Regions from separate parts of the Mus musculus genome. Here region 1 is linked to region 2. A link is a loop called in an ENCODE intact Hi-C map of the cell type or tissue named here. Cell type or tissue: heart. All regions are shown on one strand.

Evidence for each region. Hi-C counts contacts between places; a loop is a spot of excess contacts. Peaks named below come from ENCODE experiments on the same cell type or tissue, not always from the same donor. Only the 100,000 strongest peaks of a DNase experiment are listed, where the experiment ranks them.
Region 1: a loop joins it to region 2, with 2.6 times the contacts of the local background. A loop is called at or near these places in 2 of 42 quality-filtered maps.

The regions. Positions count from the first base shown.
Region 1 is chr9:68,880,987-68,888,986 of GRCm38, forward strand. The region is part of intron 1 of Rora (RAR-related orphan receptor alpha); the gene reads left to right. Gm31262 (a long non-coding RNA gene) reads left to right here. Exons shown (of 2, transcript XR_379583.4): 1 at 1-8,000. Among named protein-coding and RNA genes, the nearest start is that of Gm31262, 62 kb to the left of the region's middle. In heart, a CTCF peak has its summit at 7,149 (motif pointing right); DNase peaks (open chromatin) are centred at 2,225, 3,595, 3,875, 7,875 and 1 weaker place.
Region 2 is chr9:69,121,198-69,129,197 of GRCm38, forward strand. All of the region lies in intron 1 of Rora (RAR-related orphan receptor alpha), which reads left to right. Among named protein-coding and RNA genes, the nearest start is that of Gm46153, 180 kb to the right of the region's middle. In heart, no CTCF peak of the experiment used is centred here; DNase peaks (open chromatin) are centred at 3,984, 4,384 and 5,594; H3K4me3 peaks cover 722 bases; H3K27ac peaks cover 495 bases; H3K27me3 peaks cover 4,749 bases.

The sequences.
Region 1 (8,000 bases), 240 kb before region 2:
GGATACGTTTTAAAGAGTATAAGGCCCCTTAGTTTGCATTTCTTTGATTGTAAATGATGCTTGATACTCTTTATTTCTTTAGATTAAACAAAACTAGCAGTGTGGTGCACACCGCTATTTTCCTTTCTCGGTCACCGGTATTATTTACTCAGTCCGATGTCTGTATCCATGTCGCTCTGTGGTAGAAGGCCTCATGTTCCCAGTTCAGCTTTCCTAAGGCATGCTAGGAGATTTAATCAGCAACTGAAAGAGACAGTGGGGCGCGGCGTGCCCTCCATCCAGGTCCCCGTGGACTCTTCGCTTTGAATCTGCCTGCTGCTTCTCTGACAGGTGTACTTCTTAGCTCCAGAGACCTGGACCAGACAACCCTGAGCCCTCACTCTGTCTGATGTGCCTTGGGACTTTAGACGTTGCCAAAATACATATGGCCTAGAGAATGCAAAAGGTCACAGGATTATTTTTAGAGGGGACAGATAAGGCTCTGTTTTAAGCTTAAGGACTCTAATAAGACACTCTTTTTCTATTATTTGTATGGTAGATATGTGGTCTTTTACTCTGTTTTGTCTCTCTGTGTCTATGTCTCTGTCTGTCTTTCTGTCTTTTTGTGTCTTCCACTGTGTTTCTGTCTCCCCCTTCCATTATATACTTCTAGGACAAGAAGTAAATTCTATTAGTAATGAAATCAGATGTGTCCCAGGGAGTGAAGAACATCTCCTTTGCCAACCCAGAGGTCAAAGAGGATTTTTCTCTCTTTGTAATGAGTTGAATATCCGTCTTGCTTGAGATCTCTTTAGTCTGTGATCCTTAATGTGTGACATTGTCTTCCTCCTACCAATTGTCTTTATCCTAAATTTATTTTTTAATGAAGGGAAAAGATTTTGGAGAGAGAGACAGAGACAGAGACAAAGGAGACAGAGATTCAGAAAGACCAGGAACTTGAAAAGGTGACTGGTCAGTTAGATAAATATTTGTCTGCCCTTCATGGACACACATAAGACCACACGGTCGCCACACCCCCGGCAAGTGTTTAGAGGAGGCAGATATGAATCGAGGATGTCTCTGAGTTTCAGAAGTCTGCCTCTCCCAGCTGCAGTCCTAGAGGAAGCCTGTATTCATAGATCCTCAATACAGCACCAGCGGGACCCTAATTAATGAGTTTGTTTGTTCTTCTTGCCAGCTGGGTACAAAAAGCATTGTCTAGTCTCTAGCCAGTGTGTGTGTGTGTGTGTGTGTGTGTGGTGTTTGGATTTGGAATTCCTAGATCTCAAAGAGATTAGCCAGTTCTTACAGCCTCCGCTGCCCCTCAAGAATTAGTCTAAAAGGTGGAGACATTTTCTTAAAGTGGCTAATAACCAGAAACACCCTTTTTGTTTTCAGGGAAGGGGAGGGGTGCACATATTATAGCCTGTCATGATGATGGATAAGATTGTTAGCCAGTTACATCCTTGTGTTTTCAAGTGACTTACAGAAAGCCAGTTTGGTGACATTGGGAGGCTGCTGGGAATGACTTGCTTGCAGAAGATTAGATCTCCAGCTGGAAGATGCTCTGGATAAAGTGAGCCGTGGGCCGATGGGTCCCTAATTCCCCAGTAGGCTGCCTTGGGAGACACCACTGTATTCCCTTCCTTCAATATGCTACAAGCCCTTTAATCTCTGGATTGCATTGTTTGAGCACAGAGCAAGGCTCCTCCAAACCCAGGATTAAATTAGGAGAAATCCCCCTGCTGCTTCTATTGAATTGAGTTAATATAATGAGTTTATTGTTAAATTAAACAAAATGAAACTTGCCATGTGGAAGAAATATGGCTGACATCACAGTGGGATGCTGGTTTGGTTTGTGGGGTTTTTTTTTTTTTTTTTTGCTGTTGTTTTTTCTCTCCCCTACCCCTTCCCACCTTGCCTCTGAACCGCTCAGAGGTGGCTTTTTGGCTCTGATGTTCCAAGTCTCACATTCTGACTCTGCATCCCAAGGGACATGAGAGCTGACAGTTAGGGCCAGCACTTCAAGCAAAGAGAAAACATGAGCTGTCCTTGGTGGTGGGATACAGTAAGTCTATTTTTGAGAACTGTGCCTTCAAAGAGGCTGATCTGTTAACACATAGACAGGTACCTATTTCCCTCCCCTGGGGGAGAAGCTAACAGGACGCCTCTGCACTGAAAGAGTTAACTCCGTGGCAAGCTAGCCAGTGTAGCACAATGGCGACTTCCTTCTTTTGACTGTAATATGTAAGACCCAAATGCTTTGTCAGCCTCTTGCAGCCCAAGACGTACACAGCCATGAAGTGGATCGTTATTGGCATGCTGTTTCTAAAAGGGAAGCTGGACTCCGAGTTGACTTATTAAGATTTTTCTAGAACATAGTTGTCCCCTTCCCTTGGCTCAGTACTCAGTTTCCAAAGCATTGTTTTCTTCCTTGATTTACATGATGTCTGGGCATTGATCATCTTTAACCCAGCATTGATAGACAAAGGGATCTCACTTGGTAGTCAGGCAAACCAGAGTCAGGTGCTGGGTGAAGCTTCTAGAATGCACTGGATAAGGCTTTTTTGTCTGTATGGAATACTTTAAGTCTCTCCACTGGAGAAGGTCTTGTTTTGGTTTGGGTTTTTTGATGTTGATGTTGTTCCTTCAAATAATTATCTTAAGCTCAGAAGCCACCTGGAACAAACTTCAAACTAATGCTGAGGAAACGGAGGTTAAAGAAGTGAGAGGTTTATATGGTGCGTATCTCTCCAGACCTCCTGCGTCCCTGGCTGCCAGAGGTCCACATGACTCTCTTCTCTCCCATCTCATGTTCCCAAACCTCTCATAAGAGTTTGGAGATGTATTTAGCAACAGTATCACGTGCCCTTTGCCTTTCCTTCTCTGCCTTCTGAACAGCCGCTCTTTACCCAACTCTCCCCCACCAGATTTGTCATCAGTCAGCCAGTTATCGATTCCTTATCCATTTCGCCCTCAACTTTGACCCGCTCAGAGAGTTTGCTGACATCATCTGCCCCACTTACCCCCACATCATCACCTTTGAGCTGAGATCTGGAACTTTCTTTGATGTCATCGGCCTTGTCTTACCCTGACTGTTTCCCTTCAGGAATATTCTCTTGGGTATGATATCAATCCCTGCCTTAGTGTCTCATTAACATTTCTTGACTAGTCACCTAAGACAACTTAATGCCTAGGCTTCGAAATGTGTATGGTTAATGCCTCAAAACGCCCAGTTAACCTTATGTAAACCTGTATCAGCTATGGGGTACGCTGGTGAAAGTGAGATTGGGTAAAACAAACATTCCCATTTAGTAAAAGGAGCGTGTTCTTGTCATCATCATCAAGAAATTCTAACCATCAGATGTGTTTTCCAGAAAGATCTTCTTTAGTTAATAATTTCTGGGGGGAAAAAAACTAATGCTAAGTATAACCCATAATTTTACATCTGTTAAGTGATTTGAACTGTAAAATGTTAACATTCAAAAAAAAAAAAGTTTGCCTTTCCAGCTGTTGATCCTCTCTAAAGAGTTGCAGTTGGCATGCAGGACATCTCTCTGGCAGGCTCACAGAAGCTCTGTGTGCAGGACGCCTCTGTCTTTCTAGCAGGCTCCAGGAAGTTCTATTTTGATGCCTTCCGGGGGCAGGGTAAGTTTTTGTACATAATTCAGCTGCTTTCGCTTCCTTTTAACACACAAAGTCTGGTTAGAATTTACCTCTGTTTACTGCTTTACTTGGAATAGCCAGGTTGTGTTGTCCTCTGTACTTTGAAGGGGGCTACGTTGAAGCTGGAAGGAAGCAGGACCTTCCCGTACCCATTCCCTGTCCCCCACTTTTGCCAGTAATGTAAGACTCCCCTTCCCTTCTTGCCCACATGCACAAACTAGCCCTCGGCCCTCACAGACAGATGGGCAGGAAGTCTTGAGACTGCAGAAGGGACCTGGCTGGCTCAAGTTCCAGCATATATGTGGGGGAAGAAAGAAAGAGCATACGTACAGCCTAGTTTTTAGCTTCCACTGTGGTGAACACCTCCCTCTACGGTGTGCGCATGTAAGTCCCTGAGCCTCAGAGAAGGGCTACCATTCATGCATGCAAACTATGAGGGGGTGGCACTCAGGTGGGGGGGGGGAGGACAGAAATTCTAAATGTGTGAGCTGCCTTTGGGGGAATATGCCTCAGTGGCAGTGTGCTCCCCATTTATTTGAGAACCCGGTCTTCACACACACTCTCTGGGAGCCCTCACAGAGTGTTCTAGTGGAGCCCTGTATGCTGTGAGAATAATTTTTTTCCATCAAACAGTGAGGGGTTTTAATTGCTCAGCAGCCATTTCTCAATGTAAATTATTTTTCATTCCAGGGGTCCATAGAAGATTTAATTTGAAAGAGAATTCTACTGCTTAAGAAAGCATCTTCTTGGTAGCCACCACATGGTGACTTTGAATCTTTCGTCTAGCTCCAGGAGACTGTAAATAACTATAGCAGAATCCAGTGTGGCTGGTTATCACATTTGGAGTCCCCCAGTCCCCCTGAAATCAGCCCAGGCTTACTACCCACAGCCCATCCAAGAATTGTCCTCCCCATAGACTGGGGACCGTAAGAGCTCCAAACTGGCCCTTCTTTCTCTGGGCTACCCACTGTGCTTTCTCATCATCCTGTTTCTCTCACTGAAGGGAAGAGCTGAGCTTTGTCATGCTCATCTCTCCTAGTGTGTCCAGGGTTCTCCAGTATGAACAGAGGCTCTGTGCAGATGGGAACAAGCTCAGGGAGATGTGTAGGGTCTACCAAAGGCACTGAAGCACCTTGGCCTCATGTGCTGGAGGAATGCACACGAGGGAACTTGGCCTAGTAGAAACCCCCAAGGCCAAGCCAACCAACTTCTAGGTCTAACCTCTCCTATAAGATGCTGAGAGACCAGCGGAGCAGCACCCAGCAGATCTCCTTAATTCTATACATAAGAAGGGAATCTCCCATCATTGGTGTGGCTGTTGAGGACCAAACCATTGCACCAGCATCTGCACACATGCATGCTGACACACACACACACACACACACACACACACACACACACACACACACACATCACTCCTCATTCTTTCCATGGAAGGTCAAGAATATGATCTTTAATTAAGCAGGCAAAGTGGTATCCGTGGTATTGTTGCTCCTTCTTCCTTTTCTCTGGCATTTCTCAAAGTTATCGAGGAGAGGGTAATTTGTCCAATGAAGCAAACATTAAGCTTCATTGGTAGGGAGTGTGAATTTGTGCTAATAAAAATGTCCCTCAGTGTCTTCCATTCCAGGGATGGAAGGCTGAGATAATAGGAACTATGAATCTGGTCCTTTTAAATGCAAACTATTATGCAGAATTTATCTATAAGTGTATTTTAAGAAGATAAACATTCAGTGCTCAAGTCTAGCACTGGATTATCTTGTTTTTAAATACATATTTATTTGAATAGCAATGACTCTTGGAAAAATATCTTTTTTGGAGATGATTTTAATCTTAATAAAGGTATTGCTTTCTAGAAGCTGGTAAAAGTTATAACTGTCATATTTGCTTTAATATTTTTAGTAGATGATGCCATTTAAATAAATAAAACATACATACAGACAGACACACACTCACACACACACACACACACACACTCACACACACACACACTCACACACACACACACACTCACACACACACACTCACACACACACAGAGTGGGGGTGGAGGGAGACCTTAAAGACTCATGCCTGGCATATTGAAACACTAGATGGCTGTCAATAAACTACTTTCCTTTTCTGAACATCATTAAGAAAATATTTATTTCACTCTTATGTGTATAGATGTGTTTGAGTGTATTCACATGCAAAGTAAGTATTTGCACAAGCCTGCAGACATCAGAAGGGGTATAGGATCCTTGGAACTGGAGTCACGGAAGGTTGTGAGCTACACTGTGGTTCTGGAAACTGAACCTGGGTCCTCTGACAGAGAAGGAAGCACAGTTATTAACTGTTGAACCAATAAAGGGCTTTCTTCTCAAAACCACAAAGACCCACATTGATATATAAGGTCTATAAGATATAATGCATAGTAGTGTGTGTTATAATCCCAGTGCTGTACAGAGAGAGATGGATGGGTCTCCTGGACTTACTACACAGCCAGTCTAACCTAGCTAGCAAACTCTAAGCCAATGAGAGACCCTTTCTCAAAAAACAAGAGACATGGAACCCGAGGAACAACAAAGTTGATTCCCACCCTCAGGAGTAGACCCCATAATTCAATGCCTGTTCACTTCCAAATTTCTATCACTCTCTTTCTATTTCAAACAAATGAGCTCACATCACATAAGTAAGTGTAGTCAAAAATACCAACATGTTGCCTTCTCTTCTGGGTACCCAACTAACACTTTAAATCAAGATCACTGAGGACAACTGCTTCACACAATCAGCTTACTTTTACATTAGAAGAAAAATTAATTGGCCTGAGGATGAGTTCAATTCCTGCACCTATAATAAAAGCAGCTCATGGGATGTCCTTGTAATCCTAGCATTGGGAGCCAGGGACAGATTGTTAGGCCTTAGTGGCCGGCCAGCCTAGACTACTTGGTAAGTTCCAGGCTAAGAAGATAACTTGTCTCAGAAATAAACGAGGCAGGCAGTATCTAGTGGAATAACACTAGAGATTGTCCTCTGGCCCCCATCTACACTGTATACCTGCACACACACCACATGAGCACATGCAAGAACTGTAATCTAATAATTAGTTGTATTGCTTCCTTCTCTCCCATAAAACCCTTTTGAATGTACCCTGTATTTTGTCAGCTCCTAAAAAGCTCATTTGTGGATAGTTTCGAATTACTTTTGAATTATTTGAAAGTATCTTTTCTATAAGGCATCTGATACAGCAACAGAAGGTGTGTGTCTCCTGTGTGTTTTCAAAGTAGCTGCCCGTAGGACTAGTCTGCTGAAGACTTCAGTGTTGCTGAAATCTAAGCCCTTAAATCCTCAGACCTTTGTGCAGGTATAATTAACATCCAAATAAATACACCGATGAGATATTAAGTGTGCAGTGCAATGAGTTTGCAATGAATGTAGACAACTGTCTACATCTGTATGAGCGCTAAATTAAGCAAGAGACAGAATGCTTCAACCCTCTAGGTGCTCTCCCCTGCAGAGGGCTCCCTTTGATAGCTCCCTGCCTCATATTGGTTCTCTTTATTTCATTATCAAATGTTGAAAAGGGCAAAATGTAGTAAGTAGGGAGATGGCTCTTCACTTTGAACTTGACGCAGAATATTGATTGCTTTCCTTAGAGTGAATGGCCAGAAGTACACTCTTCCTCACTTTGGGGACAGGATTCTGTGTCAGTCGATAGTTGTGGCATGTTCTTCGATGTTACAACTTACCCAGCAGGCTTCTTTGTCTTGTGGGGAAGCTCCAAAGTATGTGAGAAGAAGTCCACACCCAGGCCATCTAGGAGGACTTGAACTGGACCATGAGACCTGGGATGCTGACACTGAGGAGCGGGGTCCCTGTACCATAGACTTCTGACCCAGTGGGGGAAGAAAGCCCCAGCAGTCAAAGGAAAGAGGCTTGTCAGTGGGAGGATGAAGAAGGAGGAGACAGCCACAGAAGAAGGTCCCTTCTCAAAGGTCCCTTCTATCATAGCAGGGTCAAAAGACAGAGAGGGCTTGGCAAGATTCTCACCAGGATACTCTATATAGTCCCCCGACAAACCAAGCAAACTCAACTCCCATGCTGGAAGCAGCACACATTACCATCACCCCCCCTCCCCAACACACACACACACACACACACACACACACACACACACACACACACACGTCCCTATGCCTCTGTCCCTGGACTGCTAACAACCAGCTCAAATTGGCTGATTTCCCCACGTTTGTCATGGAGCCAGCTGCACTGCCTCAGCTGAGCATCTGTAGAAAGGAAAGCAAAGAACCAGGAAGAAAAAAAAAAGACACTTTCAAGTCATTATTCTTCTTCATTTCCCTATTCTCTGCCCCGCCC
Region 2 (8,000 bases):
CCTTTGCCCTCTCTGCTGCCATAGAGATGAAAAGGAAAACTCCTCCCCTCCCCCTAATTGTTCTTGAGAACAGAGGAGTCTAAAGGCCTGAAACAAGTTGAGATGAATGAACAAGATGTCCTCAGATGACACCCGAGGTGTAAATAACTCACTGGGGCTCATGGCACCCGCCCAACAGTTCTCAGGAACTCTAGGGTGAAATTGTGAAGCTGTTGACCAAAACACAGAATGTGTCACAAACGGGTTACTGTGCTCACAACCTGGCAAATGGCCACTGTACCGCTGAAAGACGAGAGGCATAGAATAGGTAAGTCCTGCTTTTGTACCTGGCAGGCACGGGGAGACTGTCAGAGGGGCTCGAGCACTGAACACACAGCCTCTCGTCACACAGAGCATTTATTGGGCATCCGCTGTGTCCTAGGACTATGTTAGGCAGCAGAGGTGACCAAGTGGAAGCATCTGGAAGGTGATTTGAAAAAGATGTCAGAAGACTCTGGTGCTGCAGATAAATTTGGGAAGTCACTGGTGCGTGGTTCAGAGGAACAAAGTGCAGCCTGTGGAGTGACATCTCTGTCAACTTAACAGACCCTGCCTGAAGGGCCGTGCACATAAGGACTAGGTTCCCTTGAAAAGAGTGCTCGGGTGGCAAGAGATGTCTATCTGAGTGACATTAGACATCCCCATAGAAATGGCACTGGAGTTCCAAGAGTAGCAGCGATAACTTGCACTGGGGGGGGGAGGGGGGCGGGGGGAGGAAAGGAGAAGAGGCAGAAAGGCTCAGGGCAAACGTTTACGCTTTCATGCTCAGGACACTCTGAGTGTCAGGCACCGGTTTATACCCTGGAGTCACCTCAGGAAACAGGCAATGCTCTCTCCTTTGGAGCACCAAGAAAAAGTTAGCTGGCAATAAATACATCACAGGAAGGGGATGTGGCAGAGAGGGGTTGGGTGGGCACCTCAGCAGGTTTTGGTCAGTGCTTGGAGGAGTGGGGGATCTGCATGACAGGACTCAGCCAGCTTTGTAGCTTTCTAGGCAGAAGAAGGTAGGACAAAGTCTCACAGAAGAGAAAATAGCTAAGACCTCGTCTTTTCATCAAGTTCACTGTGTAAAATAACAGCTTAAGCAAAAGATGGGGCTGGGGCTGGAGAGATGACTCAGTCAGTACTTAAGTGTTTGCTTTTCAAGTATGAGGCCCTGAGTTCAGTTCCCAGAACCAATATAAAAATACCTGACATGGTAGGACTCCCTTAGAATCCCAACACTGATGAGTCCCCGAGACTCTCATGCCAGCCAGCCTGGAGTCCTTAGTGAATTCCTGGCCAAGGAGACGCTGCTTCAAAAGGCAAGGCGGACAGCTCCTTAGAAAGGACAGCAAGGTTGAGCTCTGGCCTCCGTGTGTGTGTGTGTGTGTGTGTCTGTGTGTGTGTGTGTGTGTGTGTGTGTGTGTGTATGTGCGCGCGTGCGAGAGAGAGAGAGAGAGAGAGAGAGAGCGCGTGCACGTGCTAAGATAAAGACTTCTTGATAGTATTTAGGACTGACTAGTCAGCTACGCAGAACTCGGAGCCCCGAGGAGGTGTGAAGACTTGGGAGAGGACAAATGAGGACAGGAAAGACTGAAAATCCAGAAAGGAGGAAGGACAGTCAGCGGGGCTGACAGGTGCATCTGTCTTCAAGAAGAGCATAGGGCCAAGATGAAGGCAGAGACAGAAGCTTAGAGCCTCCAGCAGGCTCTCTCAACCATTTTTAAATTTGTGAGCTCATCTTATACTCATTTTTATGGAGATTTTTAATCATCGGATCATTTTGCATTTGCAAGGAAAGTGAAGTAATTTAATGTTTTCTTAAATATATGCCATTTAAGATAAGTCTATATTAAAAGTTTCATTACAAAATTAATTGAATACAATGTTTACTAACATTCATGGATTATAATAATAAATTTTGAATGAGTTCCATCTAACAAGTGATGCACATGATTTGATTTACTTTAATTATGCAAGTAATGACAATTTATAAAACAGTTTTAAATGACATCCAGTAGCATGCTTAGCTTAGAAATCAAACAAATATTAAACTTTGAGCCAGTATTTAATTCTCTATCATTAACAAAACTAGACCAATCTGCTTTCAGAACTGGGCAAGGAAACCTTGTGTTTTGGGTAAAATAAAAATGTGATATTTTTTTCCTCACTTAATTTTATTTCTAATCAGCAAAATATAAGAACATCTGACCACTATTGGTAAACACTTCTGTGAAAATCCCTAGAGGCTAAATTAGATATGAGTAGCACTATATTTTCTCATATTAATATTTTTGTGACAAAGATTGCAATAGGGGACATGAGAGGTAGGGAGAGTTCTGAAACTTGGTGATGAAAATCTTCAAATAACAGGCTGGAAAATATCTCAGTGGATAAAAGGGAGCAGAACTCAGATCCCCAGACCCCATGTAAAGTCATCTGTAGTCACAGCACTCAGGCAGTGTGTCTCAGGCCAGCTAACCTGGCTTATGTAACAGGGAGACAGAGATCTGCCTCCAACAACACGGACTGTCAGGACTGACTTCTCTGTGTGTTCTGTGGCACAGGCACACCCACGCCTACAAACATAAACACACACCTACGTGTGTGAGACACACACACACACACACACACACACACACTTCTTAAGTCTTAAAATACAGTTGTCCCTCTATAAAGTGACATTTTTGGGCCCACAGATTCAACCAACCACAGATTGAAAATATTTGGTCAAGTGTTGTGTGTGTCCTGAACACATACCAACCTTTGCTTCTTCTATTTGTTGCTTAAACAATATAGTCTAACATCTACTTAACATTCACACGTAGTGGGCATTAGAAGTAGTCCAGAGAGTCTTCTATGAGAGGCTTAGGCATCCTTGGGGTCCTAGAGCCTCCCCTCGCTGATCCCGCGATCCACTGCTGTCTGTAGAGTTCCTGTCATTTCAGAAATCTGCTATTTGCCTTTGCCAAGAAGCCATTGCCAAGGGGGATATCAGCCAGCTTAATCAATGAGATGGTTAACAAACAATAATACTTTTCATTGGTGTGATGATTCAACTCTAGTCATGGCTGGTAGTACTTATTGTAACATCTCTTCTTATAGTGGAGAATGAATACGGGGCCATGAACAATGGCTTTGAATTCTAGTCTTGTCATTCACAAACATGAATTGACACAGAGTTATACAATGGCTCTGGGCTTAGTTTCCCTGGCTGTAAACTAGCGGTGGTTGAAATCTCTGCTTTCACTGCAGTTATGAGATTCAATATTTTTAGGAGTGTATGGAGGGAGCAGAGGATGCCCTCAAGTGTCACACTCAGGTGCACCATGCCCTTCCTTTGAGATGGGGCCTCTCATTTCCCTAGAACTCACCAGGATAGATTCACTGGCCAAGAAGTGTGGAGGATTTCCCAGCACTTGGCTGATAGAGCAGTCAGGACCACACAGAGCTTTTTATTTGGGTACTGGGGATCTAAGCTCAGGTCTTCATATTTGCAAAGCAAGCACTTTAGCCACAGAGCAGTCTTTCCATCCCCGATTGTGAGACTTAATAGCAATAACAGATGAAGAGTGGCGGGGTCAGGGTTTATTCCCAGCCCTCCTGGCAAAGCAAGGTGACTATTTTCATATTTACCCCCAACTGGGACCTGAGCACTTGGGGCCAAGACCACCTCAGCTGATAAACCCAGCTCTGACAGATTTGTGTTCAATAATTATCTGTTGGCTGAATGGATAAACTAGACAAAAGGATGAGTGAAAACCAATTGTTTAAAGAGAAATGAAAAAGGAAATGTCATATCTACTTTCCTGGATAAGAAAGCCCAGACCCAGAGAACTAAAATGGTTAAGGGTGGTATAGAGCTAACTAACACAGGACTAATACATCTCCCTTCTCCCCCACCGAACCCCCACATCACCATCACCCTCCTTTGTAAACCTCTGGCCTTTGGCAGGCTCCTGGACTGCATTTTTCAGAGCTGCTGTCACATAGTTTAGAAAACCGGAAACAATACTTGCCTCTGCTTTTATGGCCGAGGCTTCTAGAGTAAAAAGCCAAGGCAGCCTTTAAATGTTTCATTTTTATAAGGGGCCATAAAGAAAAGCAAAAAAAAAAAAATCATAAATCCAGATCTCAAACACCTTAGACCACCCTCGGTCAGCTGGACATAGCTTCAGAAAATAGACGGAAGTTTCTCGAAGTTTCTTTCTTTGGATGCAGGAAGTGTGTTTGCTCGGTCGGTGGTGACTCACCGTGCCTCCTGCACCAGGCATGGAGACAGAACCTTGCTTATTTATTGTGCGCCTCTTTTCAGTTTACAAGGTCAGACTGGATGTTAGGGCTGTTTCCCCAGCATCGCTCTACTGACCGACTTCACTCTAATCCCCTGAAGTCACTTAAATCAAGGAGAGGCGGTGGGGGCGGGGACCCATCAGAGAGCACCAGTGACTGCCTCCCGCCCGCCCGCCCGCCCGTTGTTCTCGGAGGCAAATTAATTTGACGCTGTTATGCCTGTTATGTAAGTGTGATCGTCCCCTCTAATCACATCACAGGACTGAGAGCTGCCAGAAATAACAGGAGGGAACATTCGAGATATCAAAGGGGAGACACTAAAATAGATTGTTTATTTAGGTACCGAATGGAAACGCTATTATTGGGAGATGCAAAACAACCCTCCTCTCACACATCCTTGCTTCACATACTGTGCCTCCAAGAGATATGAAATCAGTGCTTCCGATGGAGTAGGAAGTGAGGGGAACTGGGGGTGTCAACGTAGCGGTGGCTTTGTGGGTGTCTGCCATTGCCTTCTGCACCTGCCTCTTCTGTGAAGCTTCTCTCATGGTCCAAAGTTCTTTCTTTGTATCCACCTCAGCCCCGGTCTGACTCTCCTTACACTATTCCATTGCCACCCTGCTTCCCCTTGTTCTTCCCCAAGTCCAGCCGAGATGCTACTCATCAGGAGAAGTTCAAAATATATGGCATCCCCATCTTTTAGTACATGCTAGGTATCTGTTTCTCTTCCCCAAATTCTTTTCCTGTTCCCTCTTGGGCAGGAGTTCAAGTAAGGAGATATACCTTGGAGTGATGGCTCATTGTGGTCTACAATGTGCTGTGTGTTGGGGTTGGGGGGAAGGAGACGGCAGGGATGTAGGGGGTGCACTATGTGTGTGTGTGTGTATGTGTGTGTGTGTGTGTGTGTGTGTCTTCAGGGTGTGTTTATGTGTGGGTAGTGCATGCATGCAGAGGTCAGCATAGGATATCTTAATTGTTTCTCTAAGAAATAGTCTTTCTTTGAACCTGGAGCTCACTGATTCTGCTGTGTTATCTAGCCAGTGAACCCCAGGGGTCCTCATATTTCTGTCACTCCCAGCAGTGAAGGTTGTACCCCATTGCCATGGTGCCTGGCTTTTGTGTGGGTTCTGGACATCTAAACTCAGGCCTTCATGCTTGCAGAACAAGCTCTTTACCCACTGGACCAATTCCTCCATCCCTGAAAACCACCATGGAAGTAAGCTGAACCATTTGGACCACAGGCAGGCTTCAGGGAGGCATGTTGTTGCCATGGCAAGACGGGCTCTCTTCCAAGGATCTATGATGCTCCTTTGTTTCTTCTCTGTGCTGACCACTGCCTGCCTTGAAATGCTTTTGGGCTGTATCTCCACAGAAGAATGAGGTGATTCTCTTGAGTGGAAACAAGGGCCACGCCCATGGAGAACTGATAGGTGGCATGAGTCTTTGCTTGTCACCCTTGGCTGGCTTTGTTCATGGGGTTGGATGGCTTTGCTCATAGGACTTGACCATAAAGGTATTATCCATGCAACCCAGATTGTCAGAGTACACACACACACACACACACACACACACACACACACACACACCTTTTTTTTAAAACAATGACTGGTTCTCAGTGCTTCTTTCCTTTACCATTCCTGATTTTTTTCAAATAAAATGAGAACATTGATTATTTTCTGAATGCCAATTCAGGTTATCCGAGGGAGTCTCTAGCACTCTTTTACCTCTGACCTCCTTCTGGTATAGAGATCGTCCCCCCAAGTGGCTGCTCCCCCTCAATGGGATGTGAACCTAGCTCTGGCTACCAGATCCCAATGGGGCTGAGTAATTCTGTGCAATCAGGTCAAAAAACCTATGTTTGTAAGGATGTATTGAAAATACTTAGAATTTTCCTAAAGAAAATTATTTGGATAAGTATTTTCTATGCACTGCTTCTCAACATGATCTTTTCAACCTGGGAGTTTTAGCTAGCTTGTTGATACCCAGTGCAATGGAACTACTGGTTAAAAGACCAGTATCAGTGTGTGTGTGTATGCATGAGCCCTATCTTTCTCTGGGGCAGGCATTGCTTAGGATGCTGGGCTGTGGAGTCGAACTGTGTCAGTCTTTAGCTGTGTGACAAGCTACTTAACCTTCTCTCAACTTTAAGTTTGTCATCTATAAGTGGGTTTGACAATGGTATCTACCTGTAAATCTATTGAAGAGACACTTTGAATTAAGGAACATAAAATATTTAGCAAATAGAAAGAGCTTGATTATTGTTATATTGTGTGTGTGTGTGTGTGTGTGTGTGTGTGTGTGTGTGAGTGTGTGTGTGTGACTGTTATTATTCAAATCTTCAGATACCTAGAATCACAGAGCAGAGTTTCTCTATTAGATTGCCCCAGCACAGGAGAGTGTCTAAATGTACAAATAGATACACTGGCACGATTATCTGGTAGATTCCAGTCTATACCTGCTATATCCTGCAAACTTCATCCATTAGGGCAAAGGTTACATAAATTGGTTACCGACTCTAATTTCCTTTCTTAACTAGTACAAAAATAGCCTTTACATTAGCCTCCGAAAATAGCTAAGAGTTCAATATTTGAATGTATGTCTTAACTCCTTACCATCACAGAATATTAGAAAAAAAAAAAAAAAGCAAGAAGCCAGCATCCACAGAAATCTCATTAGTTCACATTTCCTCAGTGCTTATGGCAATTTGTAGCAATTCGAACTTGTCCAGGCTGCATTAACTTTTATGTCCGTGTTTTATAGATATAATTTACTAGAAGAATTAATGGTGCAAACGAGATTGTAGGAAACACACTCAAAGTTTTAATGACAGCAAATATTTTCATAAAGAAATGGTCGATTTGAAAATAAAGGTTATAATTTACCTAGAGTTGTGGTTCGGGGAGGAAAGATCTTGCGAGATGACTCCCAAGACTGTATCCAATAGAAAGACTCATGGGCAGAAAAATTCAGCGTGCGTGGGAGCCCTACCTTTCTCCAGAACTACACCCCACAAGTTCTACGTCAGGGACTCTTAGAGTGACCCATAGGAATGTGTGTGCTTTACAAGCTTGTCAGGAAATCCTTATGCTTGCTTACTAAAGTTTAGTGAGAGTTTCCATTTCTCCAGTCCTGAGAACCCAGCCTGGAACTTTCTACTTGCTAGACAAGTATTCTACTACTGCCCATCACCCCCAGCCCCTAAAGCTTAAGAATAGACACTCACTAATCAGGGTATGGTAATGGATTCCTATAATTCCAGCACTCAGGAGGTGGAGGCAGGAAGACTATTGTGAGTTTAAGACCAGCCTGAGTACCTCGGGAGTAGTAAGACTGCCAGGGCTACATAGTAAGACCAAATCTTTACCAAAAAAAAAAGTTTTTTAAAGTCAAACAGAAGAACAGAGTTTTGATGAATGCTTAGAGCTTTATTAACGTGACCCAGGAATGTTTCAGTAGATAACCAGAATTCTCCTGTGATGACAACCTCAAGCAGCCCCTCTTGTAAAACATGCTGTAAGTAAAACCAGCCCCCTTTCTTATCTCTCCCCCGCTGAACCTGCTACTGCTTCACCATCTGTTTCCTGGAATGCAACCCCTCAACACTCAGAAATCCTTACAGCCCCAGGTCCTGATGGAGAATGGAAACTAAATAATGAGCCAAGTAAGGAGGTAAACTGAGGCTCTCA